Linked DNA regions of Mus musculus: all the other regions are linked to region 1. Evidence: chromatin loops called from intact Hi-C (ENCODE). Cell type or tissue: left cerebral cortex. All regions are shown on one strand. Links, peaks and the distances in the headings refer to the core of each region. The heading gives the core; the rest is flanking DNA. Region 1 holds the start of Gm31228 (a long non-coding RNA gene). Region 2 has its middle 25 kb from the start of Gm11418. Region 3 has its middle 39 kb from the start of 1700071K01Rik. Region 4 has its middle 120 kb from the start of Gm42084. Region 5 holds the start of Asic2 (acid-sensing (proton-gated) ion channel 2).

Region 1 (6,123 bases), core at 520-5,519:
CCTGCTAAATGCATGCTGCCACCTGGTGGCTGGTATGTGGATTGGCTATCAAATGACGGGATTCCAGGAAAGTGTTCTTATCAAGTCACCTGACCCCTCTGCCTGGAATGGCCTCCGCTGTGCATTCCTGGTGTCTGGGTTAAGTCACAAGCAACCAGGCTTTTCTGTCTCAAGAATAACCTAGTGGGGCTCAGGAGGAGCCATGTGGCGAATCCTCTGGGAAATACAAGACTTGGAGTACTTGAACTCTGTCTAGGTAGTCAGTGAGTGGAGACGCTGAGAGGGAGGATGCAGGCCGGAATAGCTCCTGGCTCTGGAGTTCCCCCATGGGTGTAAATATCTGGTTAGCATCAGCGGCTTCATGAGACACGCCCACCCTCCCAGGCTCCAGCTTGTGCCAGGCGTTGCCGCTACTCTCCCACCATATTTAGACCGTGCAGTGCCCCTATCTCCTGGGCCCCTTCCTTGTGCATTTTGTTACTCTTGAGATCCGCCCCGAGGTGCAGGTTATAAGTAGGGTGTTAGGGTGCTGATTTCTGAGAGGGGACAGGGTTTTTAACAGTGTGCCAAGGTGAGAGTGTGGCATTGTCAGGAGGGCAGAGCTCTCTGCAGAGTGCCCTGGACAACCTCACTCATGTTTCTTGCCAGAATCCTCTTGTTTTCTTCATTTGGCCTCATGAGTTCGCCCTCTGGCTGATATTTGTCCCCATGTCCTTCCTGTTTAATTTTCTCCATCTGTCACGATGATGATTTATTATTTCAGGGAGAGCAGTTTCTGCCTTGGGCTCTGCAGAGGGGGAAGGGGCTAGTTGGGTGGGACAGACACATGCTGAAGACCGCCGTGCTCACCAGCTCCTCCGGCCTGAGAGTGAGGGCTGTGTATTTTTCTTAGTGCTTTTAGAAATCAAATTATACAGTTTTTTTTCTTTGTACCAAGTGATCATGGGAGCAAAATCTTGTACCCCACAAATCAGAACAGGTAGGAATGTAACTTAAAATATTAGCCATGGACTGACTATCCAGGACGGAAAACACACACACATACACACAGTGGAGAGGTTTGAACTCAAATTAAGAGGTGAAGTGACTTTTTTGGGGGGGGTAGTGTTCTATATCACTGTATTTGTATCTTTAAAAAAACCCACAAAAGTAATAAATGCTTATAAAAGTTAAACTACTTCAGGAATAGATTATCTGAAAAGTGAGGTGCTCCCTAATTCCACCCCCTCCCAATTTGGGGAGATTGGCCACCATAAGTGGCAAGCATCCCCTTAGACGTCCCCTCTTGCATTTCATAGCTTTAGTTTACTGTTTATATATATACACATATATATACATATACACATACACACACACACACACACACACATATATATATGTTAAAGGGTACAGCATGCTCATGCTTGGTAGTAACCTTTTCAGTGTCGTAGTTATCCTCAGCATCGCTCCCTATGTGTGACCTCACACATTTTAACCATTGGGATGAAAACAAAAACAGAGAGCAGGGATATTCCCCAAGTAGAATCTGAAGTCTTTCTGTTAGACTCCACTGGGTATGCAGAAGCAGGTAGAGAAAGGACTCCTAAAGGTGGGTGTGTAACAGCACCAGAGAAGTCTGGAGTGACAACAGCAAGGAAGGAGGAGGAAAAGGGACTAGGAAAATGCTCACAATTGTCCCATTGCCTCCCCTCAGAGTGGACGACGTCGTGAAGTCAATGTACCCTCCACTGGACCCCAAGCTCCTGGATGCACGGTGAGAGGGAGGAAGTGTGACTCATCTTGTCTCACTTCAGGGTCGCTATTATCAACCATGTCAGGTGGGCTGCTTGGGTTATGAAGAGAGGATGTTTTTCCAGATTTCCAACCACCCCTGGCTCTGGGTGAGCCATTCAGTGAGCTGAGCCTGGCAGGTGATAGAGCCCAATCTTCCTCCTGAATCCCTAAGAGGAAGGTGCCAGCCATGTGTCAGCCTTGGCTCTGCAGGCTTAACTATGCTAACTGGGCCTCCCTGCCCTCCACGCCCCATTCCTTCCTCTGATCTTTGGACTTACCCAGGTGCCACACCTTGCTGGAAGCACTGCCCAGTGGGGCTGTGGTGAGGTGAACCCAGCAATGAGAACATGTAATACCTCAGCCACAGTGGAAGACACTCCCCATCAGGTGTTTCGGGAACCCCTCCTCCTCCACTCCCCAGAATGTACTCAGCCCTATCGAATGTAAACCCATAAAATACCTACCTGCTGTCTCCATTTGATTGGTGAGGCTCCCACTGACATGTTGTGTAATGGTTGCCAGGTGGCGAGTAAGTCATGACACGTTTCTCTGCCCACTCTTAGTGTTGTTCAGCTTTTCCCATGGGTTAGTAATTGGTAATGGAGCCCTGAATACATCTAGCACCATATAAAATCATTTCAGAGTGAATCTTTCAACAAAAAAAAAACCCCAGATCAAATAAAAAAAAAAAAAAAAAACCAACAAAAACCAAAGAAACAACAACAAAACCTTCCTTCTCAATTTGATTTTCAATTACATTTTCTTTAGCGTTGAATAAGCCAGCCCCAGGCTTATTGATTTGTGATCAATAAGGGATGCTCACTGAAGAGGGATATATAGCCCATCTTTAAGTGGGCTGCAGTTAGAGATCTGCTCATCCAATTGACCACATCCAAACTGTTTCATAAAACACCCTTCTGGGAGCTGTTAATGGGTGTGTTGCAGAAAGCCTCTTCTACTACCCGAAAAGCTCCCGTTTCCCCATGGAGTTATGTTAATCTCATCAAAGGCTCTGAGACCTTCTGTTTAAAGCCAGCCATCCCCCTATGTGTGGCTCCATTGTGTTAAGTAACTGCTCACCTTCCAGGGAAGGGTCTCCGGTTTGGGGAACACTAACCTAGAGTGTGTACTCATTTGGACTTCTGTGCAAAGTTCCCCACTTTCTACAGAGTCTGATCTCTTCCTCCCCCCCCCCCCCCCAGGACAACCGCCCTGCTGCTGTCCGTTAGTCACTTGGTGCTAGTGACCAGGAACGCCTGCCATCTAACCGGGGGCCTGGACTGGATTGACCAATCACTGTCTGCCGCTGAGGAGCACCTGGAAGTCCTTCGAGAGGCAGCCCTGGCTTCTGAGCCAGATAAAAGCCTCCCCAACCCTGAGGGCTTCCTGCAGGAACAGTCGGCCATTTAATCATCTCCGAGGCCCCATTTCCGCCCCTGGGCGAGCCTTCTACTTCCTGTAGATTTAGTTGTTCTCTAGAGCTCTGTCGGCCAGCCCTGGGTGCAGGGTAAAGCCGAGAGCCTCACGCTGGACAGGCTCTGCTGCAATGGCAAACAGTGGCTGGAGAGTGGCAGTGTAATCCCACAGTTAGGGGAGACGCTGTGTACCTCTACAGCAGAGCGCAGAAAGCTGCCGGGCTCGCTGCTACATTTAGTTCATTTAATGTTTCCAAGAAAATCGAGTTGCCCTCTAAGAATTGAGAGACTTCATATCAAATTAGAATTTCCGGCTTCTGAAAATCAAGGCGTGGCAACATGGACAATCAGAACTAAGTGGCTAGGTCGAGATAGTCTCTTCGGGTGACCCTTGTGCTCCCCTTGCTAATTTGTTTGTGTTCAGTGCTTTGGTTCCTGAAGCATCAGAGCTCCCCACCCCCACCCCGCTTCCCATGTATCTTCCGCTTTCCCATTTGTGTTAGAAGCTGAGGAAATGCGAAGTCAATTGTTTCCTTTTTATCACTATGCCTGCAATTTCGCTTTACAACCACCAGGCGAATAGTAAACTTGTTCTTCTGTTTTCCTCAAGTGTGTAGTTACCGAGTCAAGTGTATTTGTTGGGTATGCGGTGGAATGTGTAAGAACTGAGGACGGATGGAAAGGGCCCAAGAATCCTGAAGGTGCTCTGTGTGTGTGTGTGTGTGTGTGTGTGTGTGTGTCTGTGTGTGTGTTTGTCTGTCTGTCTGTCTGTCTGTGTGTGTCTGTGTGCATGTGTCCTTTATTTCTGGAATCTGTCTTGCAAATACAAAAAAGAAAGGTTCATTTTTTTATTGTTTGGTTTCTGTTTTTTTTTAATTTTAAATATTTATTTATTTCATGTATATGAGTACACTGTCACTGTCTTCAGGCACACAAGAAGAGAGAATCCCTGGGCTGGAGAGATGGCTCAGTGGTTAAAAGCCACTGACTGCTCTTCCAGAGGTCCTGAGTTCAACTCCCTGCAACCACATGGTGGCTCAAAATCATCTGTAACTGGATCTGATGCCCTCTTATAGTGTGTCTGAAGACAGCTACAGTGTACTCATGTCCATGAAATAAATATATAATTCTTAAAAAAAAAAAGGGGCATCCCATTACAGAGGGTTGTTTGCCACCATATGGTTGTTGGGAATTGAACTCAGGACCTCTGGAAGAGCAGTTGGTGCTCTTAACCACTGAGCCACCTCTCCAGTCTCTTCTGCAGAGATCTTGTCCTCACCCTGACCCTTGACTGCCATCATCAATTGTTTCTGTGACCTGGGCTCCAGGCTCCATCCAATGGTCTCAACAGGACTTCAAAGCATGTCTACTAGTTTGAAGGTTTCCTCAGGTTTGGCAGGAACCATGTGGACAAAAGTCTTGCAGAGATAGCACCCTTGGGCAGTCTAGTGACCAGATTCACAGCCTCTGAGTTTTTGGGATTAGGCACGTAGACTTCTTTCGTGTAGCAGACTATCCCCTCCTCCAGGGCATACAGGCACTTGTTCCTCCCAAGTCCCACATGAGCGCCTGGGTGTCACCTAAACTGATGCTAAGTGCCAAGGATGTTGCCAGCATGAACGTAGTGACCTTCCATTTTCTTGATGCCATAGTGATTTCCCACCAAGGTTCTTAGAGCTGCCACCTGTCTTCTTGGATGCGTGTCTGACAGCAAGTGCTGTAGGTGCTGTGGGACTCAGAAGGGCTGTCACTGCTGCCCGAGTCCTCAGCATAAGCACTGCCCTGGCCACCACTGCCATATTTGCCTCACATTCCTTGTCTTCTAAATTGTAGCCTTGAATTTGAGATCCTCCTGCCTCAGCTTCCACAGTGCTGGGATCACTGGCATCTAATACCACCCTCACTGATAATGGGCACTTCTCTGACCTGAGAACTCAGTGGGACCCAGCTCGAGGCCCCATACTCCAGATCTTGTCATTCCCATCCCATTCATGTAGGGGAGCCTGAAGGATCTTCTTTCCACAGGCCTGGATGTTGGGACTGGCTTGCTGTTGTCTGGGTCCTATCTCTGTCATTAAGCATGGTTGGAGCTACCTCTGACCTCAGTTCCATTTTCTCTGCTAAAACTCAAGTCAGCAGGCTCTTTAGTTTGATATTGAGGTACCAGGAACTCAGTCCTTAGGCCAGGATCTTGTTTGTCTGTGATTGGCATATTTCATTCTCTCCTGGCAAGAAGGCAGCTCTGACCAGAACTGTATGTACCCCTTTCAGACTGCAGGCTGGATTCCAGGGGAAACTTGTTAAATGTCTCCTTCCATCAGTCCTAAAAGTGTGTTATGCTGTTACCTCCTGCCCTGCTGGAAGCCGTGACTGGGAAACGTCCAAGAAAACAAAAACAAACAAACAAAAACCCCATTCTGCCTTTTTTACTTAAGGTCTCCACGGACAGTTCTCAGGGCCTGACTTTTGTCTCTGTTCTTCCTCTTTTAAGATCCGGTAGCATCACTGGACATCTGAGGTCGCAGTGGCTGCTACTGTGGTAAATGTCCTCTGGATCTGAACCCTTGTCCTGAGCTCGAGAGAAGCAAGTCTAAATTGGGATCTCAGTTGTCATTTACTCCGGGTGGAGGATGGGGGTGGGGTGCTCAGAGTTCTTTAAGGTAATATCTGCCATTGCTTACCTTTCCTGAGCCTGGGAGGCCTCCCACCCATCCTGGTATACCCTCTGTCAGGAGGACAGATTGCTCAGGACCTGAGGAGTGTCTGGGGTTGGGGGAGAAGAAAGGAGAGAGGAAGGGAGGGAGGGAGGGAGGGAGGGAGGGAGGGAGAGAGTGGGGGAGGGAATTCGTGCATGCACAGGCATGTGTGATATTACACAGGCCAGCTTTCCCAGTGCTGTGCAAAGGAAAAGCCTCTAGACAATGGCCACTGTATA
Region 2 (6,123 bases), core at 651-5,650, 790 kb after region 1:
ATGACAAGCCCTAGAGCAATCACTAAGAAAGTAAGCCAGAAACTACAGTCAAAGAAATCAAAGCAATAAAATGTTACACTAAACAGTCCCACTTAGTATAAAATGAGGCATAAAGGACTCACGAAAGAATAGAAAACTGCATAGATGTATAGACAAATGGCAGATGTAAAGCTAATGTCATGAATAATAACACTAAATGTAAATGTTTTAGAAAATATAATCAGGAGGCAGAGATTGTCAGACTAAATAAGAGAATCCATCTGTATGCTGTTTGCCAAAGACACATTTTAGCCTTAAACATGCAACTATGTAGAAAGCAAACAAGTAGGAAAGCATCTATTATGCAAACAGCAGGCATGAGAAACTAGATTGGCTATATGGATATCAGACAGAATTGAATTTAAAACAAAAGCTGTTGTCATTGCAAAAATATTTTATGCTGGCAAAATGGTCATTCTATCAGACATTTCTAACAGCTATGAAGATATATCTACTTAACAACAGATCACTGAAAGTCATGAAGCAAAATCTGACCAAACTGTTCAAAGAAATAGACGGTAGTAGTTGGAGGCCTCAATACCACTCTTCAAATACTGAGTAGAACTCCGTTATAGATTAGTAACTAAATAGAAAACTTGACTTTTCTCAGCCCAGACTGTAGTTAGAGACAGCCCAATCCCCTGGCTGCAGAGTCCTCAGGACACTGTTCTGTGGTCCCCAGTGCCAGCTTGCCTCTGTTGTGTATGCCCAGCCTCAACCTAGTCCTCAGACACCTTTCTCATATCTTCAAGCCACTTTGCTTTAAATCAGAGAGACCAGCCAGTGGTCACTGAGTGCCCTCTGCAAGGAGGCTTTATGAGTTTAGGACATGAGTGGTCTCAAGCAGGAGGAACTGCTGTTACCCCCATTCTAGAGGTCAGAGAGGGGAGGTGCGGGAAGGCTAAGTGACCCTCTGAGCCCCAACACCTGGACGGCAAACAAATCAGGCTCAGCCTAACGGCAGAGGCTGCTCTTCCGACAGCCAGGCTCCTTGGGTAGTTCCTTCGGTGCCCTGCCCTGCTAGTGTTCTCTATTTTGGGTTCCCATGGTCTCCAAGCATCTTTCCTGAAGCTTCCCTCAAGTTCACTCTGGGCTCCTCCCATTAACACAGCCACCTCCTGGAGCAGAGCTCAGAAGAGCTGGCCCTATCTGGCTGGGATTCTCTCCCTCTCCTGCTCCTGAATTCCTGGCTAGTTCCTGGCAATCCTTGGCTTGGGTTGAGCCTGTGTAAGAGCAGATGCTGTAGCTGATGCTCTCAGGACTGTAGGGAGCATGAGCCTGTGGGAGCCGGGAGCAGTTTGGTGCAAGGCTTCTTGACAATGAAATGAAACTGGAAACATGGACGCCAAATCACGAAACAGCCCTTCCCCATCCAGGAGCTGAGACACTGGGCAAGGCCGGTGGTGCGCTCTTCCCCTCCCATTAGGGCCAAATGGGAAGTGGAAGCGCCTCCTGCTTTCTGAGCTGACGTTCAACTCCAGGACTCAAGATGATAAACACAGGCTTCATTATGCCCCTGTCTTCTTTTGCGGGCTTCTTAAGTGATTAGTGTAATAGTCTGTACACAATAGACTTTTAATTAATTTTTGTGGAATGCATAAATGCATGAACCACCAAGGGAAGGAACTGAAGTCCCTTGTGACAACAATCCCCTGAGCCCATCTCCACTCTATCTTGTAAGGGAAGCCCGCCAGGTAGCGGGCGATACTCAGGGAGGAGGCTTATAGCAGCTAAGGAGGAGTGTATCTGGGGATGGGCTGTCCTTCCTCTGCCTCCTGGGCAGGTGAGCATACATCGAAGCAGCCTTTCATGACTGTGATCTGACAGAGAGAGATTTTGGGATTTCCTCTGGAAATCTATAGCTATATGAGGAGGGGGTTATCCTTTCTCCTGGGGTCTTCTCATGATCATGGCTCTGTCTTACTGCGCCCTCTTCAAGTGAGGTACGGCCGTGTAAGTCATAGGAAAATCACTCCAGGGTCTAATGTCAACAAAGAAGACCATTTCCTCACTGCTCCAGATAGTCCCTTGGACTGTGAAAAACCCTTCCCAACAAGCAAACAAAAATTCCGACCACAGTTAGAAACCAAAGCCCAACAGAGGATTCAGTTCTCTAGAGATTTCTCCAGTGCAAAGCCACTAAGGAAAGGATGGTCTTTGGCCTTTGGGACATCACAAATCCCGTAAGGCTGATGCATGCAGACTACCTCATGCATATGATTGTTACATAGGCAATTCTGAGATGGCACAACTCATGAGATGTCTATCACCTATGTCAGTCAAAGAAAGCCCCGCCCTTTCGGAGACCGCCTCCTGAAAGCTCTTGGGATCTAGAGCCCTGTGCTGGCTGGAGTTTGCCCCTGCTTCTTGGAATGTTTACTCATTCATTTTCGCTTTCATCAACCCGTGCGTTCAAGGATACCACATCGCAGAAGAGCCATGCTGTTTATCCCGAGTCTATCTACCTGTCTTCACCCTGGGGAACCAGACTGTTGATAAGCTAGCTGATCCCTCTCTCCTTTCTTAAGATGTACTATCAGATCTCCCGGCCCCGCCTCCCTCAGCCTCTCCATCTTTGCTTAGTCCCACCCCTCCACTGAGTGCGGAAACAGACACCCATTCATTCCACGGAGCACAAACGATGTGTAGTCGGGAGCAGAGGAGGAGCTCCTAGGATGATGGAAGGGAGTCTCTTCGGGAGTAAAGCCTCCCTTCTCCTCTACCTACTGGGGGCCTAACAGGAGTGCCTGCTGCAGGAGTTAACCTCAGGACTTAGCTTCCGCCGCCCCAAACAGGCCTTTGTACTGCCAAGTCCTTGGATTGTACAAGCTTCTCTAACACTGGGAGTCAAATCAGGATCTGCATCATCTGTGTAGCTCCCTCCCACGCCTGAGTTGTCCCTGGCTGGAGGCAGGATCTCTAGACATCTCCCGTTACTTGGGGGGAAGTCAGCAGCCCTGCAGCTGGGGTGAAGTGCTTTCTAGGAAGTTCTAACCCCTATGTGTCTTCATGCCCAGGGCTCTACAGTTTATAATGCCACCATCCGGAACCTATGGCCCTAACCCAATTTCGTTTGCATTTTCATTCCTTTGACCCTAGACCACTAAGCCGGAAAGCGCTGCCTCAGACCAATTAGGATCCCTAGTTATTTCTGAGTATTCCTTTAGGTGAGGCTTTTACAGGCTCTCTTCTGCACCAAGCTTCAGGCCGCTTGGGTCCGTGGGTGTTTCATCTTCCTAATAAAATCCATCCATCCATCTTCCCGAAGAAGCAGATATCCCAGGGCTAGACTAGGGAAATAAAGTAATAACGTTATCGGCCTTCACAGAGCTATTTAAATACAGACCCGGTTGCTGGGGAGATGAAAGGGGGCCCCTTTTGTTATGAAAATGAAGGGAGTGGGGAGGGGTTCTGTTTGTGTTTTGATATGTTAATATGCCTGGAAGCCACCCAGGGTGGGCAGTGCTGGGGAGGCTGAGTCGCAAGGCATATTTATTTGTGCAGTTTAATTTAACAGCTAGGCTACAACGGGAGCTGCAATCGGGATTGTGTAAAGATAATTACAGCCCCATTATTAATCAGATGCCTGCAGGAGATGGCTTGCTAGCTCGCGGCTCCCCGGGCTGCATGCAGATCAGCAGCCAATCTGACACAGCATCTTTGTGGTCTCATTCTGCCATCTAGTGGCTGTTTCAGGAATTGCCCAGGGAAGATCATTCTAATTTGAAGTTCCTTTTTAAACAATGGGACGACATTCTAGAAGAAAAGGCAATTGCTGCAGCTTCTGAAAAGATAAGATAGGGAAAGGTTTGGAATCACATCACCAGTTTGCCACTTTTTAGTGATTCTGAGCTTGAAGTCGGAGAAAGTAACATATTTTTGATTGGATTCTGCCCCCCCCCCTCCGTCCCCCGCCCCGACCCCGGGGAACCTGAGTCTTCTAAAGAGTTCATGAACTATATACATAAACACACTGTGCTTTTCCATTCTTTTCTCTTCCATCTTTCCCGTTCTTCAGCTTTGTATCATGTTTTAGTTTCATTTTTCTCTTGTCTCTTGGATTAAAATCTTGCTTTTGTTTTGCGTTTTTCCCTGAGTCGAATGACTTGGGGCAGGGGGTATAAATCAGAAACAACCACACTCAGTCGAGCAAGGTTGGCATGTCCCTGCATTCCCAGCACTTAGGAAGTTCATGCAGGAAGAGCTGGGGTTCAAGGCTGGCTTGATCTACCCAGTAGAAACCTTACACCTGCCGAGGGTGGGGCACGCCCAGCATGAACTGACTGCAGCGAGGAAAAGGACACCCTGAGCCTCCTGAGGGGGAGGCCAGATGTTCAGCGAATGCTGGGCCCCCACACAGCATGGGAATAATAGAATGGGGAACCAGGAAGAGAGGCAGACACACAGTTAGGTGAATATCCTTTTGATTTGACTCTTGTTAACACTGTCCTTTCAACCCTCCACACCGGCCCATTAAACCCCAAGACAGCAGAGTGGATGGAGGTAGGAGGAGGGGAGAGAGGAACAACCTCCATCTGGGAGGTCACCATGAGGATCAAGGTAGATGTGCAGTCCCATAGAGGCTGCAGACCCAGTTGGAGCCTCCCTGAGAGGTGGCCCTTTTAATAGAACCTTGATTAAGATTGTCTGACAGTTTCATTTCCCTCACATTCCGATCTTTCAGGAATTGAAAGTGAATCCAGTTTATAAGCTGCCCTGGTTCTTAGGACTTTTACTCCTCCTCCTCTCCCTCCTCCTTTTAGATTTATTTATTTTATGTATAGACGTACACTATAGCTGTCTTCAGACACACACCAGAAGAGGGCACTGGATCCTATTACAGATGGTTGTGAGCCACCATGTGGTTGCCGGGAATTGAACTCAAGACCTCTGGAAGAGCAGTGCTCTTAACTGCTGAGGCATCTCTCCAGCCCCCTTCTTTATCTTCCTCCTCCTCCCCCTCCTCCCCCTCCCCTTCCCCCTCCTCCTCCTCCTCTTTTACTTTGCACTCTCCAAACTTATCTTAACTAACAAAATAAGAAGTGGGGGTGGTGGCATGGGGGCAGTTAAAAGAATGAAAACCCAAGCCACACACCAGAGGGACATCTTTTTATAACAGGTCCTGAACCCAGCAATTTACAAAGAACTCTTAAATAGTGTCCGGTGAATGATCCAGTTGGAAAAAGGCTAAATGTTGATAATGCACACCTAGAAGGCTCCTGGATACTGTGCCACACAATGGAGCCTCCTTTCCCATCACTGAGTAATGTCTGTGTCCTGGAACTGTACAGACACAAGTAAGGAAATGACAAGATATCCCTATCACACACACAAAAGAGCTGCAGGTTAGAACATTATGCTGCCATGTACCTACCAAGATACCCACATCCCGAACAGACAGTATCTAGTTCCAGAAGAACCAGGATCATGCTCACTGCCAATGGAACTGTAAGAGGGCTCAGCCACACAGAAGACAGTTAAACAACTTCATATTCAGCCAGACAAACTCTTATTGCCCCAAACAACCATCTCTCTCTCTCAAGCATGCCCACCTGGCCAAATAGAGCTAAACATCCAGGACTTCAAACCTTGCGAGACCTCGGTTTCCTACAATCTGTTACTTGATTGCAGGGGTCTGGGGCATGAACTTGGCAAATAGCCATCTCTATCCTATCAAAATGTTAAAAATTCAAACAGGCCTCAAACCATCAACACTGCTGACTGCACTGAAAATGTATGTCTGTAAGTACAACGGTCGCAATAATGGCAGGTTTGTTCACAATTCCTCCAGACTGCAACCTTCCAGTGGAGTGATAGGATGAGGTGTCAGGGCCACCGGTGACTCTCCAGAGTTCTTTGCTTGGCCATTGCTGACCTATTTGGTGCCAACCTGGCTCTCCCCTGGTTCAGGGCAGCTGTGGATCTATGCAAACACCAGACCTACACGTGATGAGAGTATCCAGTACTCAGACTGTAAGAGCAGCTCAGCCATGTCCTTTATAACTACCAAGTGGCCACGCTCACACCTTTAGAATTAGCAACCTAGGAAAATGTCCCCAGGCACATGGTCCCGGGATGGATCTG
Region 3 (6,123 bases), core at 595-5,594, 710 kb after region 1:
AGAGAGAGAGATTTCTCAAAATACTAAGTCAAATTATCCTGCTGGGGTTGAGTTCTGGATAAGGGCCAGGTCCTGTACAACCTTCCTTTTCTTCTGGAACCAGATGACGGAACCTCCCATTCCTGCATTTCCATTCTTTAAAGCTAATGAAAGAGAAGTCAGGCTGGGGACCTTGAACTTTATTTATTGACTAATTCCAGCCTCTTTCTGTGGTCATTACCTCGGTTGCTCCCCACTTTAAATCAATTGAAATTGCACTCTTGTTGCAAATCGGAGCCACTTCAGCTCACTTTTCTTCCCTCCTGTTCAGCTAAGGGTTTGAAAAGCTAAAGGAAAAAAAAATCCCAGAATAAAAAAAAAAAAAAAAAGTATCTGGAATTCATTTCTTCACAAACGCAGAACAAATCTCCTGATTTTTAACACTTGGCAGCCATTTTTCACACACCTTGTCCCAAAGGACCAGTTCCACACACTCCATTAGTGCTGGCTGCCAACAGGGATCATTATAGACAGGCAGATTTCTCCTCCTAGTGACTGAATCAGAAAGCATCGGGCGGGCGGGTTTCTGCTTTGTCACCGCCCTTATGTCTCTGCTCCTCCCCCTCCCACCTCTTGTAACCCTCCCCCCTGCCGTACATGAGGGCAGAATTCAAAGCTGCAGATCACTTACATGGCTGCTATTTGTTTTCCACTCTCAGCTTTAAAAAAGAAAGAGTCCCCACTCAAAAAACCTTGCTAACCATTCCCAGTAGCCACTGTGAGCTTGGCCTGAAGCCTGTTCCTCTGATGAGGACGTTTTCTTTTTTTTCCTCAGTCTGCTATAGCTAAGGATGGTCATGCTCAGAGCTCACAGGCCTGGGCTAGGGCAGAGGTGTCCTCTGTATTTCGATTCTCGGTGATTCTTCCAGTGTCCAAGTACCCCAAGAGACAGCTTTTCTACTCAGCATCCCATTCCCATCCTGCTGATATCATAGAAACTATTATAGATGTCATAGAAGCTATTACAGCTTATCATGCAAGTTTTCAGTGTCTCCTTAAAGGACCCAAGAATTGCAACTAGCAGAAGTCTCTCTTTCAGCAGGGAGATGAGCTATCTGCAGAAACTCTTAGACTATCCATAGATATCTGCCATCAAACTATTTAACCACCCTGAATCTTTGTTGCTCCATCAAAAAAAAAAAAAAAAAACAGAAATAGTATCAAAAAATGATATACTTTGGGATTGGGAAGATGTCTCAGTGGGTAAAGTGCTTACCATACACATGTGAGGAACTGAATTGAGATTCCTAGTCCTCATATAAAAGTCAGGCATGTCGGAGCTTGTCTGTATCCCCAGGGCTTTGGGAAATGGAGAGAGGAGCTCTGCTCATTGCCCATATAACCTAGAGAGTTGATGGGTTCCAGGTTCAGTAAGATTCCCTGCCTCAAAAAAAAAAAAAAAAAATGTGGAGAGTGATTGAGTAAGACACATTAGCCTCTGCCCTTCAAATGCAAATGTGAGTTTACCTGTGCACACACATGCACACACACACACACAAACAACACTCATATACACACAGACATGCACAGACAACACACACACACATGAACACAGATACACAGAGACAACACACACATGCACACACACACATGAACACAGACATACACAGACACACACACATACAATACACACACATGCACACAGACACACACAGAGACAACACACACATGTACATAGACACACACAGACAATACACACACGTGCACACCAATGAAAAGGTCAATACAATCAAGTATGAAATAAACAATATCACATCTAGCATGTTGTGAGCTCTGAACACTGGCTGATGGTAGTCATGATCACTATGTTGTGAAATGTCAAGTTTGGCATTGTGGACACAGAAGAGTAGATTTGGAAAAAAACATGGCTACCTCTCAGCACTTGGTTAGAGCCTTGCATGGTCTAACAGTCTGCAGAAGGAAAAGCTGGGAGAAGGTAGAGGCAACCAAGATGGTGGCATGACTGGTGAGAGGCCCTAGGGAGAGTAGACAGGACAAGAGGCCACATCTAAGAGGAATCCAAGCCCCAGGACAAAGGACTGGGCCTTTCCTGTGGGTAAGTAAGAAAGACCTTTATCTGGCAGAAGTAGATTCCTTTAATAGTTCCCAAAATCTATAGAGTAGACTGTCTTGCTGAGCAAGGATATCTGCATGTAATTCACATAATGTAAGGCTTGAAAGGCATCCACAGAACTAGCTGATACAACTTCTTTGTTAAAGATGAGGAAACTGGTCCACAAATGAGCAATGCTCAAAGACTCTGGTAACAAATGTTTCTGGGGAGATGGAGACTATCCCTGCACTGGTGTCAGAGGCATATGTCACCAGGGAAAAGGAGAGCATCCCTGCATTGGTGACAAAGGCATATGTCACTGGGCGGACAGGGAGCATCCCTGAGCTGGTAGTGGAAGAACACATAGTGTGAACTTTTGAGGCTAAGAGTTCTATACCCTTCTCTCAGGCCCCTTCCCTCAGAGGATAGCCAAACCACCTCAATAGGGCATGTGGGTCCTGGCAATCCCCCACCTCAGGAAGGCATGTGGGTCTTGGTAGTCCTTGTTTTCAGGGCATTATGTCTTTTATGTTATTTCTATATCCAAGCCAGCCTTTCCCCAAACCTAGCTGACTGTCAGTGCTAGCTATGAAGCTATGTGAAGTTCACAGGGGAGCAAGCTCTGTCCTCAGAGCTGCAGGCTCTGCAAGTTGGGGTCAGACTTCACATCTGTGTTCTCACAGAGACACTTCAAGGATACTACATTCCAAGATGGCCTCCTTGTGTTTCTCCCACAAGGATTCCCTAAGTTCCCCACAGATACTGCAGTCACATGCTAACAGTCTTCTGTGTGACCTTCGTAGAACTAACCCCACCAGCACCTGGGCAATGTCTTCTATGGAACAGACACTAAATAAGCATTTAGTGAGTTAAGATTATCAAAGAAACGAACAAACTGTTGTGAGAGCGATGAATAATGGGACTGCTACTAGCTATCATTTTTAGTGTTTGCTCTGTGCCACAAAGGGCTAAGCATTTCTTCTGTGCCTGTCATTGAAATCTTGTATCCCTATGAGGGCAAATACAATTTTCTCCATTTTATGGAAATAGGAAATAAACTCAGAGTGATTAAATGCCTTGTCCAAGTCAAACAACTTGTAAGTTATAAAACAAATTCGGTTTTTTTTTCTTCCTTGTTTTAATAGGAGAACGAGTGGACTCACATCACCTGTCCAGAGGTCCACAGGGCTGCAATCTTGCTCTCATCTGCCCTCTGCTGGCCTTATATGGTGTAGCAGGAAGAGCACAGAAGCAAATCTGGCTTCCTTGGAGAGATCTCCAAGGAGCTGCTGCTAATAGGTGACTCACCTCTCTGAGCTTCTGTGACGTTGTTTTTAAGATGCGAACAATAATCTCTTCCAAGATAACTGCTCAGTGGCTTGGAGGAAACTGAATTAGAACAGCCTTACTCGAGCTATGTGTTTAGACAAACATAAACATCTGCCTTCTGATGTGGTAATTAATGACTTCACTCTGGTGAAGTGCTTAGGCCAGTGCCAGGCATACAGCAAGCTATCTTTCAACATTAATTAAAAGGGAGTCTTACAAGCTCCCTTTAGTACCTTGGCCACATCTATCCTAGCTTTCTTTCTGTTTGCTATTCTATGTACTCTCGGGATCCAACCATCTCTTTCCCTTGAGGCTGTGTTAGAGGCATGGGCAGCCATGCCTGTCTTTTTTTCTTGGATGCTTAGGTCTTCATTCTTGCAAAGCAGCACTCTCCCACTGAGCTGCCTCCCCAGCCCTAAGCATAGATTTCCTGATGATCTTTTCTGGACCAGGCACTGAAGACCTGGGATGTGGCTGTGAATTGTCACAGCCTGTACTCACAGAGATAACCTTTATCTTGTAAGACAGATACCTGTGACAAACAGAGGAGTAGGGCGGCTTGGGAAGGGCAGCTGTAGGGTTCCAGATAAAGAGCAATGCAAAGCTGGTGGCAGAGGAAGGCGCCTGCATAAGATAGTGAGACCCAGGAAGGCTTCCTGGGTAGACGTTTGTGGCAGACTGTGAAAATAGGAAAAAATAATCCAGGTAAAGGGCAAAGAGAAGAGCCTTTGGCTAAGAGGATCAATAAGTGCAAAGGTGCCAAGACAGAGGGGGACTAGCATGTTTGAGGCATGGCAAGAGTACCACAATTGATGGAGCACCATGACACACGGAGTCAGGGACAAAGCTGAAAAGAGGGAAGCAGGAAGGGACCTTCCAGGCTGTAGAGAGGAGCATGGGTTTTAGTTTTCTGTAATAACCTGGGAAGATTTGTATTTTTTATGGCATTTTACAATCATAGGAATGGAGGTTAACACATGATAGAGGGACACACTGGAGGTGGGGAGGGTTATTCTGATGGTCAGAAGTGGGAGAACCTAATGAATGGGATTACCCATTTGCTTCACTTGAATGGCAGAGTCTGGCCAGAGCATGTTAGGGACCTTGCAGTTGGGAGTGCTCCATTCCCATCTGAGCTCTCTCCTATTTCTCTGGCAAGGCTGGAAGAGGCTCATAGAAGAGGAAAACAATATCAACATGACCACAATCTCTGGGCCACAATGGCTGGATGCTGGGATGCTGGGCAGTCTCTATAGTCCTTCCTGGTTCCCCCAAGTGCTGAGATGAAAGGAACTGGTTCCTGCTGACAGACCCTTTTACACCCATAATTCCTCCAGGGCTACTAACGTGCCCCCTCTCCCCCCAGTGTTTCTACACAGCAGACAGTCTGCCCTCTGTGTTGCTGTTGAGGAGGGCCTCTGTACACAGTGACTGAATCTTCTACTGAGAGAAACAGAGGCATCTCACCATTTCCCTACAGGCTCCTTGAGTTTACAGGACCTCATTGCCACTCAGTCATGGTTCATTTGCCCAGAAACCTGTGAAGGCTGAGCTCCAGCCAGCCTGAGTCACCAGATTCTCCATCTGCATTAACCATTCATTTACTGTAGATGTGTATTTACTTTGGATGCATTTCCCCTTCTAAATATACAGTTGCTCTTGTATCTAATTGCATGACTTTAAAATAAAGAGGAGGAAGAAGAGGAAGAGGAAGAGGAAGAAGAGGAGGAGGAACAGGAGGAGGAAGAGGAGGAGGAGGCTTCCACAAAATTAGGTTGCTCTCTGCCATCTGTCAAGAATGAGCCAATAACTTAGAAAGTGCAGTCCTTCCAGCCCCTCCTTAGGAATCAATGGCAGAGGGTACGGGATGGTCAGGATAAGTCGCGCACGCACTTGACCTTGTTAGAGCAACCTACTTTTGGACAGGTATCCACCTATCCATCCTTTCCACTGACACTCATACTTTGGGGAAAAGTGCCTCATTTTCCGGACTGGAGCAACCCCTGGCTGGGCTACAGTCACCCTACTCTTCCTATCAAAAACTGCTTGAAGACCAAGTTTCCCAAGCTCAACATGTGTCCATTTGGCCTGTAATTCTTGGTCAAGGAGTCTGGGGTGTACTCAGCAGAATCTTTAGCTGCATTCCTGGCCTGTACCCACTGGATGCTTGTGGTAGCCCACTAAAGTGTGACAATCAAAAAGATGGCCAGCAAAATCACCACCAACATAAACTGGTGAACACTGGTTTAAGGTCACTCCATTCTGGCCCCTGAAAGATGGTCCACAGGCTCTTCCTCATGCATTTCAAAGACTCTTTCCTTTCACTTTTTAGTGATATCCCGAGGTGCTTACAACAGTAAAGGAGACTCTGCAGGGCTGGGGTTCTGGTCTGTGTCTCAGCATCTGAATATTCCTGAGAGGTAGCCTCTTGCTTCCCCATTTGCCTGCCTCTCATCGTTCTACAAAGCTCTGTTCAACTGTCTCCTCCTGCAGAGATCATCTGTGGTCACCTCTGTATGCTGTCCCTATGTCCTGTGCATGTGCTAACAGGTCCACTTACCATAAGGCTAGAACGCCTAATCCACCCCCTCTCCGTCCGTAGTTGGCCCTTAAGAGCCTTGAGAGTAGGGACGTGACATGACTTAGGCTGGCATGGCCAGTGTCAGCCCAGCGGCTGGAACTTTGTTGAGCTCCAGCGAGTG
Region 4 (6,123 bases), core at 539-5,538, 550 kb after region 1:
TGTGCAATAGGAGAGGAAGCCACAGGGAGGGCGTCACAGGAGTCTTGCCCCAGGTTGGAGGCTGGCTGGCCTGGGACCCTGGGAAGAGACTCTGATCTCTCAGCTAGGCTCTTGTTACCCCATCCTCTTTACTGACACTAGGCTCAGAGTGAGAGGTGGGTTTCATTCTGGCATCCCTTTGATGCTTCGAGAAGGGCTAATTGTGGCTCATGCTTCAGCTAGCAGTCCTCCATCACACTTGAGCTCTCTGTGGCGATTTATAAACAGACACCTTGCAGCTAACCAGACCCTTCAAGCACCTCTGAGGTGTGAACTCGATTTTATGGCAGTGAGGTCCATGGGATGGGAGTGGGGATGGAAGAGAGATGGGGGGTGCTGGTTATGCTGGCTCTGAAGAGGAGGAGACTGATTGGTGACCCCTGCATCTGCCTCTGGAGAAGGGAATCCTGCTAATAACACAAGGCGACTGTCCAAGGGAGGCAGAGGGGTGTGTGGGGGCGGGGGATGGGGTAGTGGTAGTGTCTGTGATCATCAAGCTCAGTCTGATATGGAGAGTGCTTCATTTCTGTTTTTGTCTACAGTCCATCTAAGCAAGGTGTTGTTAATTTCCTGAGCCCTCAGTCTTCCCGTCTCTAAAGAGTTGGTTGGACTAACATATCAGAGTACTTAAAAACAGCAGCAAGTTCATTGTCCAAATTAAATCTTTTATTTAGTGAAACAGATACAATGTTACAACTTTTATTATACTGAAGGAGCTAACATGCATTGGATGCTTGCTGCCTCCTTTCCAGGTAGTGGTTGTAGAGGAGAGACAGGGTCTCACTATGTAGCTCTATCTGGCCTTGAACTCTTGATTCTCCTACCTCAGCCTCTGGAATGCTAAGATTACAGGTGGGCACCAGAGCCTCAACTTGCTTACACTGTTCGTGTGTGTGTGTGTGTGTGTGTGTGTAAAACATGTATGTGCACTGTTATTTTGTGTACATGTGCATGCATGTGTGCACATTCATGTGTGTATGTATCTGAGTCTGTGAATATGGGAACGAGTGTGCTATCGTGGGCATGTGGTGGTCAGAGGACAACCTTGGGTGTTAGTCCTTGCCTTCTATCTTGTTTGATAGAAGAGACTCTTGTTCTGCTGCCCACATCTGGCTAGCTTCTGGATATTCTTCTGTCTCTACCTCCTATGTCTCCATGGGGACATTTGGATTTCAGATGCTCACACAACTTTATCCAGCTTTTATGTGGATTCAAGGGATTTGAACTTGGGTCTTTGCACTTGTGCTACAAGTACTTTTACCTACAAAATCATCTTCTTGGCCCTCGTTGGTGTTCTTGAATGCTTTTGCACACAAACCTAATGTAATATCTACAGAGGCCTTATAAGGTAACAACATTTTAATTATCATATTTTACAGTGGAAGAAGCCAAAGAACAGAGAAGCAAAGTGTTTTGTCTAAGGTCACACAGTTCATAAGTTGAATTCATACAAGGAGGCCCCAGGGTCTGCTCTTAGTTTCTCTGCTTGAACGGTGCTAGTGCTCATGACTGTGAGGTCTTGGAAGGCCCCAGTTTATTCCTTTTCTGTTTTTTGTTTTTCCATTGAGCACCCCTGTAAGCATAGCTGGGGGCTCCGGGACCTCTGGAGTGTTTTTTCTTCTTTTTTTTTATGTTCTGATACTTGATGTGTTATTGTTTCTGTATGTGTGGGCTCTGTGAATACCTCGAAACCAATTGGAAAGCTTTGGAAAAGCACAGCTCTCCAGCCATGGTCCATGCATCTGGGTGGGGCCTAGAGTCTGAGTCCAAGAGGGCTCAGTTTGCTGGTGTGGAGGAAAGATGAGCTCTGGCATCAGCATTGTGAGTGTTTGGGGGAATGGGGGAGTCTGTCACAGCCCAGTGGCTTGGAAAGATCTGGACTTAGTCTTTTCCTTAAGGAGGGAAGATGGGAGTCTCATCATTCACTTGGAACCCTCACCTTATTGGGTCTCTGCATCTGAGGATTTTTTTTTTCTGTACCATCCGTCAAATTTGACCTCAACTCAGTCCCACTGACCCAGGTTGTGGTGACCCAAGGTGAGTAAAACTCCAACTGCCCAAGAGCAGAGCCTGGCCCTTGGTCATTGTGACATTCTGGACCACAATTAATCAATACGTCTGGGAACACACCAGGTGAACACTGACCAGCGTCATGCTTTGCAGAGAAAACAATTTTCATTACTGTTCAGCACAGCCCGGGAATCAGACAAACAAACAGAGTAAACATTCTCACGTTAATTATTCTCGTTGGTTGCGGCTGACACCACCCAGGGTTTGATTAGGAGCCTGGCTACAGAGTACACCTTTGCACCAGAAACTGGATTATGTGGCTTCCTCTCAGTCTTAGGCTGTTTGGATTTAGAGGAAGGTCATTAAATAAATGCACTGTGGCCATGGGGGAATCGTATCATGCTTATGAATTAGAGCTTTTTTATTAGAAAGAAACACAGCCCTAACTAGAGTATGGGGAAGGGGTGGGAAAGTATTGAAATCAGCTAGAGTCTTGACCAGAAGGGAGTTTTGTGACTTTAAGTTCACCATACTGTAGAGTTTCCTCTGGATGTGACTCTTGTCCCCTGGTTACCTGCACAATGTGTCCAGCTGCACCAATGTGCCCAGCTTACAAGAAGCCCATCCATCTTTCTGGAGGAACAGTTTTGTGATTAGCCACTAGAGGGCAGCAGTGAGTCCATTTTTCCAGCTGATTCCTCTCCCCAAGAGAGTTGACTCTGGGCTCTAAAGTGTAAATTCTTACCTACTTCACAATAACTGTGTACCAGGGTCCCACCTGCATTCTTGCTTTGGAGTTCCAAGAGAACAGAAAGCTCTGTCTTTTAGGATTTGCATCCAGAGAGAAATTACAAAGGGTATTTTAGGGTTAGTTTTCAGAAGATGGGCTAGAGCCCTGCTAGATGGTTCTTGGTCCACCTTTTGGAACGCATGAGTGCTGGGATGACGACAGCTTTGAAGAGTAGAAACTTCATCTTGAAGTAGAGGAGTCAAGGCAGGATGCTGGTGTTAGCACACTGGGTTTTCCATATTGGCAGCTGACACTTACCATGTTACCATGTGGGGAAAGGACTCCCGAGCAAGCATTGTTCATGAGGGAAAAAAAAAACAGTGTTGATAACTTCAACACAGTTTTATGGTTCTGTAGCAGCCTGAGTGTGAGCACATACATAGGACTGGTGACGTTGTGCAACATTTTGCATCCTGGTTGGGAAATGGGCTAAAGGCTCTGGGCCCTGGGCTGTGGGCTCCACATCCTGGCCCTTTTAGGGGCATCATTACTGGCGATAGGTGCTCTGCATGGATAGGCAGGAGGCAAGGGAACCCCTGGATAATGAGTCCTGGTTCTTGAAGCAACTTGTTGGCAATGAGTAAGTACCCTGAGTGTGTTTTCCAGGGCACAGGAGAAGCAGTAGCCATGGTGACTGCAAGGGCGGTATAGCCACCTTTGCTTGGGGCTAAGGACCACCACCATCTTCAAGTTTGAACAGCTACATATCTAGAGGGTTATCCGCTTCCAGTGGACATGACCAGGGATCTGAGAGGAGACCGGCAATGAAGGGCAGCAGAGATGGGCAGACAGACAGAACCAGAGGACACTGGCATTATCACACAGGTGAAGAGATGTGTGACTTGAATGGGGAGGGACCATTCAAGTCTCACAGCTTGGGAGTCATAACCAACCAGGCAGGATAACAGCCTTCCCATCGTCACCCAACTCCAAGTGCTGTAACCTACCGCAATGTGCAACTATTCTGAGAGGAAGGTAGTCTTCTTTATTGCTCTAAGAATAAAACTCACAAGCCCAAGGAAGCTCTCATGACTTAGAAGATGGGCAAGGCCTCTTCCCGGGGTCACACACACACACACACACACACACACACACACACACACACACTGACAGCTGCTTGGAACTAGAAGCCTCTGACAACTAAGTTGCCTTCACAACTTCTAGGATGCAGCTTTCAAGGTTGCCGCCACACTGGGGTAGCGTTTTAGAACCGGTCCTATATGCATTTCTGTGAGTAACCCAATAGACGCATTGGTTTGTTAAGCTAGACTTGATTGTCATCGCTTCATTAAACAAGATGTTGAATGAAATTGTAAAGTCTTCATCAGCAGACATAGGGGAAAAGTCCATTCGTGGTAGATGCTCACAGTGAGGACCAGCCACGTGACAGGAAGACAGCTACTGAGAACTGAGGCTAAGGTCCTAAATGCTGCAGGCCCATAGTCCTGGATCTATTCAGGACAAAGGCCAGAGGAGTTTCTGCCTCCCCAACCCAACGTGAGAGATCCCAGGGAAGAGTCAAACCAGGCAGCAAGGGAGGTGACCTGTAAGAAGGCAGCAGGAAGTACCAGGGAGCTCCATCTTTGGACCTGAGTCTTGTCTTTTCGTATACTTTCTCCCTTTAAAGATCTGGAGTTTTGAAGCCAGCTTTGGGAGCAATGTCAGCTCTGGACTTGCTGCTTCTGTGATTTAAAACTTCTCTTAGATTTTTTTTTCTCATGAAGTGACTGTGATGGACCTTCTGGGGTAAGCTGTTTGGAGGGCTGAAGCAGCCTCGTGTGTACTTGACCCCTGGCATGTGCCCCTTGCTATGCAAAAGCACAAGCAGGAAGCTAAGCCTATGTACTGTAAGTAATCTCAGAGCCACTCAGCCCCTCTGTGTGAAGTTTGCCAAGTGGGTAGGAGCTCTCTGCACACACTCTTCTTGGGACTTGAGGCTCTCCCTTTGCCTACAGCAGATGGCCGCATTATTATTCAGTGTCCATGCTCTAAATGACTTACAGAGAAGATCCCTGTGGTAGTTAGAATATTCTTGGTCCAGGGAATGGCACTATTAAGAGGTGTGGCCTTTGTTGGAGTAGATGTGAAGTGTGTCACTGTGGGTGTGGGCAATGAGACCCTCCTCCTAACCACACAGGAGACAGTTTTCTCCCAGGGGCCTTCAGATGAAGATGCAGAACTCTCAGCTCCTCCAGCGCCATGCCTGCCTGGGCGCTGCCATGCTCTCACCTTGATGATAATGGACCGAACCTCTGAACCTGTAAGCCAGCCCCAATTAAATGTTGTCCTTATAAGAGTGGCCTTGGTAATGGTGTCTGTTCACAGCAGTAAAACCCTAACAAAGATAATCCCACTGTCATGAAAAATTCTGTATCTACAAATCCCACCCACCAGGGAGAATCCCAGGAAACTCAGCAGCCCCTTGATTCAAATGCTCAGATGAGCCTGGAGTCCTGACCCTTCCTCTTGTTTTGTTTTTGGAATCGGGATTTCTCCGTATAACGCTAGCTGTCCTGGAACCTGTTCCATAGACCAGGTTGGCCAAGGCTGCGGAGATTCACCTGCCTCTGCCTTTGCCTCCAGAGAGATGGGATTAAAGACATGAGCCACCATACTGGCTCACCTGCCTCTCCATCAGTGAAATCCTCCCATGGATCCTCCTCGATCTTTGACAGCTCCTTTCAGCTTAAAGTTCACACCTCTCTACTTCTGCACTAGCTTTGCGTGTCCTCCGCCAATGCTGGTCTCTGCAGTCAATGTCTCTGTGGGATCAGATACATCAGGCATTGCTCAGACTCCCTAGGGCCATCCTGGGCTCAGTCTTTGAGCTTCTGGCCACTCTTGCTTAGTCCTTCCTCCAGCAACTCCACCCTCTTACTAATGCATTGAAACAGGGTTGTTTGGTTTCTTACAGAGATATGTGTGATATGGGGAGTCCTACTGTTAATCCCCCCAGCACAGCTTCAGGGTGAGCGTTATTATTTCTGTCTCGAAAGAGCACATGTCACCTTGGAGAGATTTCACAACTTTGCCCAAGGTCGTGTGCCTGCACACTGTGAATGAGGAGTGGAAGTCTGGTCTGTTTGATTGGAGATGACAGAATGAGTTCTCTCCAGATGGGCACGATGGAATTGAGAATTTTTGCAACACAGGATCAGTGGTGTTTTGCCATGTTGCTTATGTGTGTTTAGAACAACACGAAAAAGAGCTAGTAGGCAGGCTCCAGAGTAAGGGAGTTTAGAGGGAAACAAACGTCTCAGAGCATCAGGCAATGGCTCTAATGG
Region 5 (6,123 bases), core at 800-5,799, 330 kb after region 1:
CCTCATTTAAAAATATAAGGATGAAAGCCATTGCTAAGTCAGGTCTGCTGTGATATCGGAAGGCAACCCTGGCCGTCAGAAGGCAATCCAAACTGCTTAGTAAACCAATAATCGACCAACACAAAATTGCATCGAAGAGGTTGTGTGTTGTACAACTTAGAGCTTGTACTTAAATGTAATCTTGAACTTCAGTCTAACTCTAGAGCTTGCTCACCAGTGTTCGGCCAAAATCCAACTGACCACAAGGGTTGCTGCCTGTATTCTTTGGCTTTTATGCACCATGCTTGAGGTTCAGGAGGGAGCTTTGTATAAGTGTATGTTAGCAGCACTCCCTGCTTACAGAGGCAGGGAGTCTCAGATGAGATGGTCGGAAGGCCAGCTGAAACTCTCGCCATTTCCCAGCATGGGATGTGTTAGAGAGGGATAAGTCAGAATTACTCTATACTCAGTCCGACAGCAAAAATCAACAGAGTCAAGACTGAAGCTAAGGGTGGAATCTCAGGCAAGAGATAACCAGAACAGCCAATCAGAGACCTAGAATGACCCGCATCAAGCCAACACCTGTTGCAACCGTGGCAACTCTGCCATCCCAGGAAAAGCTTTGTCAGAGACAAAAATCCGGAAGAGCGATCCTTCTGAGAGTACTACTCACGAATGCACACCAACCTTCTCTGCACTGGTAGAAAAGCCAGAGCCCACCTAAGGGGCGTTTACACAGCAAAGGTTGGACAGGCTTGCACCATGCCGGGTCCTGGCACCAGAGCTCTTCGGAGACAGACTGCACAAGGCAGATACCTTCTGCCTGACATCTGCGTTCTCCAGACCCACAGTGTGCGGGAACCAGTACAGCAAATGGCTCACAAATCTCTAGCACAGCTTCTTTTGGCCCTGGCTGTTTGCATTTCTGAGCCTGCTGGCTGCAACTTTCCCACCTAAGGATATTCCTTCAGTCAGTAAGAGGAGCAAGGTGGGTGGGTGTGCTCATGGAGCGGTGTTTGTTTGTTTTTTTGTTTTTTTGTTTTTGTTTTTGTTTTTGTTTTTTGGTTTGTTTGTTTTGGTTTTTTTTTTGTTTTGTTTTGTTTTTTTTTTTTTTTTTTTTTTTGGTTTTTGTTTTCCAATGAGCAGAAAGTTGCCACTGCCTTAAAAAGGGGCCCACAGCTTTGGTGTTCATTGCTGTCCTTGGGAGTTTTCTCCTAGACTCCGTGCGGAACTCTGAAATAATAAGCTGTTTAGGATCTTAAACAGAGGTCCTAAAACACCTTGTTAGCCCATTTCTTTTGAAGGGTTTTGTATTGGTTCTCCCCAAAGAGAACAAGCCTCCCATTTAAGGCAACTCTAGAGACCAAACAGAGAGCAGTAGCTTTGGGTCCCGTGAACCTCGGGTGTGTGTGTGGGTCACTATTTAGAGAAGGGACCACAGAGAGTAGAAGGAGGAGTTTGAGAGCTGACACCGGAAGGAACTGTACAAGGAGACGCTAACAGCATTAAGATGACTTCCTAGACAGAGCCAAGCCCAAGTTTCCCACCACCTGAAGACTCAGGGGATTCGAGAGTGGCTTCTTCCTGGGCACTGAGGAGAGGTGACACCCAGTCAGGAAGTAGTGACACTCACAGGGGCCTGGTGTCCAGTCCCTGGGGCCCACCTAAGAGCCTCAGGACTCCTGGGAAGCGCGGGGTCAGAAAGGGCGGGTTCGCGCGGAGGGCAACTCACTGAGGAGAAGTTGTGCGGGCCACAGAGCTCGCCCCGGTACTTGCAGGAGAGCAGCATGTCCTCCAGCTGGTGGCCCAGACGGTCCATGAAGGCAGCGCTGATGCCCTCGAAGTGGCGCGGCGGCAGGAAGAGGCGGAAGTCGGCCAGCTTGCGGAACCACTGTCTGCGCGGCTCGTCGCCCCGCAGCAGCTCGCTGACCAGCGGGCGCGCGGTGCGGTTGGGCAGCAGCAGTCCTAGCCAGTGGCCCGCGTAGTAGAGGTCCCCCTTGGAGAGGCGCGGGAAGCGCAGGGGGTTGTTGTTGCACACGGTGACAGCGGGGAACGGCAGCTGGCGGCTCCACTCGCGGTGCACTCGCGTGTGTGACGGGAAACTGAGCCAGTAGAGCAGGCGGTTCGAGGACCAGGACAACAGCAAGCCAAGGGACGTGCAGAAGGCCAGCACCCACAGCGCCCGCCGCTGGAAAGAGCCTCCCGCCGCCGTGCGCCCCGCGCACATGTGCCGCAGCCCGTGCAATTTAGTGCGACTCAGGGACGGCCGCCCCCTGCGGGCGACCCCTGGCCCCTGCAGCTCCCGATCGCCGCTCCGGTCGCCCCCGGGCTGCCTAGCTGCCGCCACCGCCGCGGGCGCCGGCTGCTCGCGGGCCATACGGAAGCGTCCCGGGCCGCTGAGCGCGGTCGCCGGCAGCCGGGCTCCGCCGCTCCGGCTCATTCATTCAGCCCGAGGCTGGCGACAGCGGCGGCGGCCCCGGCCGGGCGGAGCCGCCATGGGAGTCCGCAGCAGCAGTGGGAGCAGCAGCAGCCGCGCGCAGCTTGTGCCAGGGAAGCCTGCTCCCGACAGGAGCTCCGGTGGCGCGGCATGCCCTCCCGGCGTCGCCGCCGCCGCCTCCGCGGGCGCTCGCCCGGGACTGAGTGCCGCCTCGGCCCGCCGCCCCTAGCTCTGGCCTCTCCTAACTACCCCCCACCCCCAGGCTCTGCTGGCCCCGAGTCTTCCAGAAGGACGAGAGTCACTGGGCACTACCTCCGGAGGGGCCCCATTGGGAGCCGCCTCTCCAATCCCTGGGCTCTGTGCCCGCCGACCTATCCTGGTCCTGGACCTCGGGGGACCCTGAGATGAGTCCCCCCTGCACGGACTAACCCCAGTTTTTACGCTGATCCTGAGAGAGAGACCACTGGGCCACCATGCCTGGTTTGGCCAGTCCCGGGGACCCCACTAGTCTGGCCCTTAGCCCAGTGGTGCTGGGACATGCGAGGGAAGGCGCCAAGGAACGAGCGCCCCCAGAGGCACTCCGCGGCTCCAGGCTCGGCGGGTGGGGTGGGTGTGTACTGGGGTGAGTGGTCGCCGAGTGGCGACTTGCACCTTCCCTTTCCTCCAGGACCCTTCTTTCTCACGGCTGCCGGAGCTGCTTTCTGCTGAGACGCTCCCAGGCTTCCCCAAGTCCTGAGTCCCGCGGGGTGTCTACTGTCGTCTGGGGCGGGGGCTTCTCAAGGCGTCCTGCGGAAAGCTGCTCGCTGCTGGGCCCCTCCAAGGTTGCTGGTGCTGGGAAACTATCGCTTTTCCTCTCGGCACGGATCGTCTTTAGAAAAACCCGGCTATGCTGTTCCTTGCCTCTTATTCTCTCTGGGAGACGGGAGCTGGGAACTGCGGAGCCCAAGCAACACCTCCTGAGGCTGATCCGGACTCGCTGCTCATCGAAGCTCGCAGCTCCGGTGGGCCCGTCTCCTCTCAAGACTCCAAGTCCACGATGGCGGTGACAGTGGCGGCGGCTGCTCTCCTCTCTCGGTAGCCCGGCCCTCCTCGGGCCCCGGGCGAACTTGGGCAGCAGCCGCGCGAGGCTGGCGCGGCTGGCGCTGCTGGGCTCTGAGCACCTGCTACTGCGCTCGCTGGCCCCGCGGCTCCGGGCGGGCGGGGCGGCGGCGGCCGAGGCGAGCGCTGTGCGCTCCTGGAGACGCGGTTCTGACGCTCCCGGCTCCTCCTTGCTGCATTTTAATTCCTGGCCACTGTGGCCGCTGCACACCAAGCGGGAAGCCTCTTGTTGAAGTTGCAGGGGATGTTGGGGCGGGGGGGGGGGGTTGGGGGCAGCACAGATGTGGTCGGTTGTACCGGCTTGTGGAAGAGATGGAGAGTAGTAAGAATGCTGTGTTTATGTGCAAGCCGTGTGCAAAGAAATGTGAAGGGATGCCTGGGCGTGTGAAATGGGCTGGAGAGAGATGGGACTGTGCAGCGTGGGCACTTGAGCAAGTGTGAGTGCGGTGTCGTGCAGGGGTGTGTGTAGGATGTGAACTGTTTATATGTGAACCGGCGTTTGTGCCAAGTCTTCAATTCGTGAAGCTGCCTGTGGGTTGATGTGCTGCGGCTGCTGGATGTGTCATAAGTAGACGAGTGCCTGTGATGGGCTGTATGTTCTATGTGTGCACATCCTTGGCTGTGGGTATGAATGAGTATAGTTTCCGATTTGCATGTGTATGAATTTCTTTTAGGAAGGGCTATGTGACCAGTTACTGGGAAAACTTACAGGACTTGTGGCAGGATGGACTCAAGGGGACAGCTCCTCTCTTCTGCCTCTAGAAATTTATCAAGTGCCCCAACCCCTTTCTCTGGAGGTGTTAAGCCAGGCAAAAGTAGCTCTCCCTGGATGTGAAGAGAAGGGAGAGTAAGAAAGGGGATGTCGTCCCAAGTCAAGAGACTCCACAAAGCACCCAAGGCTTTCAATAACTCCTGGACATTTTAAACTTTTGATACTGCCTTTTAAATATTCTGCTTAAACTTTCGGTCGGGGTGGGGGGACTGAATGTGGTTTCTAGATACAACTGGCTCCATTTTCTAAGTGATGTGAGGGAGGCTAAAGCTTGCCCAAAAGGGCACAGTTGGGCAGTGGTTAGCTGGGTTCAAGGCTCAGATCACAAAGCCCTGACAGTTTTTACTGTCTCAGAGGGTCTTGTGGTTTTCAGCCTCTGGATCAGGGCTGGGGTCCTGCTGTTTTGTTTTGTTTGTTTTGTTTGAGACAGGGTTTCTCTGTATAGCCCTGGCTGTCCTGGAACTCACTTTGTAGACCAGGCTGGCCTCTGGGGTCCTGCTCTTATGGCTGCCTTGGCATGCAGGGTTCACAAAAGAACTCTACACATACTTTCTAAACATCACTGAGACAGGCAGCCCTCCGAGTTCCTTACCTTTGGGATAAAAGAATTTCCAGACATTTCTGAGAGTAGATGGAATGGATGAAGGACCCAAAGCACAAGAAGACAGACACCCCAGTTAGTGGAGTATCAGAATTCTGGGACAGGAAACTGGAGGACGAAAGACTTGGGAACAAAGGTGAATTCACAGCTTTTGTGGGATTTAGGAAGATTTGTGAAATGACCAGGAGGTTTCTATGAAGGATGCAGAGGACTAGAGTGGATATTCTATTCCCACTGGCCTGGGGGCTTTCTTTCCATGAAGCAACTCCTTGTATCTAAACACTGGAGAAGATGGTCTCTGAGCCCCTCATCTCCCATTCATACACCACACATATGCACTCAGCACACATGTCCATGTACCCAAGCACACACTATATATACACATGCCCTACCAGGTTCACACAACTGCACAAATACATTTGACACATAATACAAAATTTGACACATTTGAACATACATACAAACATACATGCTGCAATCTTGCATGTGCATTCAATGCATACTGTATATTGTGTGTATATATACACACAGTATATAAATATACACAACCATACAACCATATATTACCCACAATGAATTCATTCACAATCATGTATATATACACACGATGCACACGTATTATGTATATGGATGTCCGTGCTCACTCTCTAGGGCACAGCTACACATACCTGAAGACCTCCACCTCTTCCTCCTCCTCTTTTTCCTCTTCTTCCTCTTCCTCCCCCTTCTTCCTCTCCTCCTCCTTCTTCTGTTTTTCAAGACAGTGTTTTTCTGTGTAGCTTTGGCTGTCCTGAAACTTGCACTGTAGACCAGGCTGGCCTCAAACTCAGAGATCTACTTGCCTCTGCCGCTAGAGTGCTGAGATGAAAGTTGTGTGCCACCACTACCTTGCTCATATTCCTGGAGAAGAAACTGTTGCTGCTGAGCAATGCTGAGATTCAGCTGTGGATTTGGTTTCCCTGAAAGCACCTGTCAGTTGTTGGCTTTGGCAGGAAGTTCTGAAGGTGCCAGTGTACTGTACTCCCAACAAAAACCTCCTATTCTAATAATTCTGGCTTAGACCGAGGATCCCTGCCTGGGAATTCAGGGACCTCTTCTAGCCAAGGTGGTAGCCTAGAGGCCTGGAAGCAGCTACTGTTAAAGGAGCTAAAACAAGCATGTGACATCTCCCAGCATCCTTACTCTGGAGTGGAACTATGCTCTGTTTTGTCAGAAGTCATTCTGGTTGATTCTGCG

Evidence for each region. Hi-C counts contacts between places; a loop is a spot of excess contacts. Peaks named below come from ENCODE experiments on the same cell type or tissue, not always from the same donor. Only the 100,000 strongest peaks of a DNase experiment are listed, where the experiment ranks them.
Region 2: it touches region 1 in a loop (9-fold over the local background); 7 of 42 quality-filtered maps call a loop at or near these places.
Region 3: a loop joins it to region 1, with 2.2 times the contacts of the local background. A loop is called at or near these places in 3 of 42 quality-filtered maps.
Region 4: it touches region 1 in a loop (2.2-fold over the local background); 2 of 42 quality-filtered maps call a loop at or near these places.
Region 5: a loop joins it to region 1, with 5 times the contacts of the local background. A loop is called at or near these places in 5 of 42 quality-filtered maps.

The regions. Positions count from the first base shown.
Region 1 is chr11:80,818,237-80,824,359 of GRCm38, forward strand. It overlaps Tmem98 (transmembrane protein 98), which reads left to right. Exons shown (of 7, transcript NM_029537.2): 6 at 1,694-1,753; 7 at 2,976-3,797. The coding sequence ends at 3,183. It overlaps Gm31228 (a long non-coding RNA gene), which reads right to left and starts at 2,963. Exons shown (of 6, transcript XR_001780272.2): 1 at 2,854-2,963; 2 at 2,238-2,390. It also overlaps the pseudogene Gm11207. In left cerebral cortex, for the core only: a CTCF peak has its summit at 3,325; a DNase peak (open chromatin) is centred at 3,352.
Region 2 is chr11:81,609,747-81,615,869 of GRCm38, forward strand. It overlaps a transcript of Asic2 not described here. Among named protein-coding and RNA genes, the nearest start is that of Gm11418, 25 kb to the left of the region's middle. In left cerebral cortex, for the core only: a CTCF peak has its summit at 3,722 (motif pointing left); DNase peaks (open chromatin) are centred at 2,661, 2,888 and 3,699; H3K4me3 peaks cover 1,502 bases; H3K27ac peaks cover 400 bases.
Region 3 is chr11:81,531,566-81,537,688 of GRCm38, forward strand. It overlaps a transcript of Asic2 not described here. Among named protein-coding and RNA genes, the nearest start is that of 1700071K01Rik, 39 kb to the right of the region's middle. In left cerebral cortex, for the core only: a CTCF peak has its summit at 3,313 (motif pointing left); a DNase peak (open chromatin) is centred at 3,320.
Region 4 is chr11:81,372,331-81,378,453 of GRCm38, forward strand. It overlaps a transcript of Asic2 not described here. Among named protein-coding and RNA genes, the nearest start is that of Gm42084, 120 kb to the left of the region's middle. In left cerebral cortex, for the core only: CTCF peaks have their summits at 2,705 (motif pointing right) and 4,762; DNase peaks (open chromatin) are centred at 2,717 and 4,742.
Region 5 is chr11:81,150,047-81,156,169 of GRCm38, forward strand. It overlaps Asic2 (acid-sensing (proton-gated) ion channel 2), which reads right to left and starts at 2,857. Exons shown (of 10, transcript NM_007384.3): 1 at 1,712-2,857. The coding sequence starts at 2,419. It overlaps Gm51910 (a long non-coding RNA gene), which reads left to right. Exons shown (of 3, transcript XR_003949744.1): 3 at 1-1,687. In left cerebral cortex, for the core only: CTCF peaks have their summits at 2,248 (motif pointing left), 2,994 and 3,706; DNase peaks (open chromatin) are centred at 2,185, 2,955, 3,706 and 3,979; H3K4me3 peaks cover 3,074 bases; H3K27ac peaks cover 2,257 bases.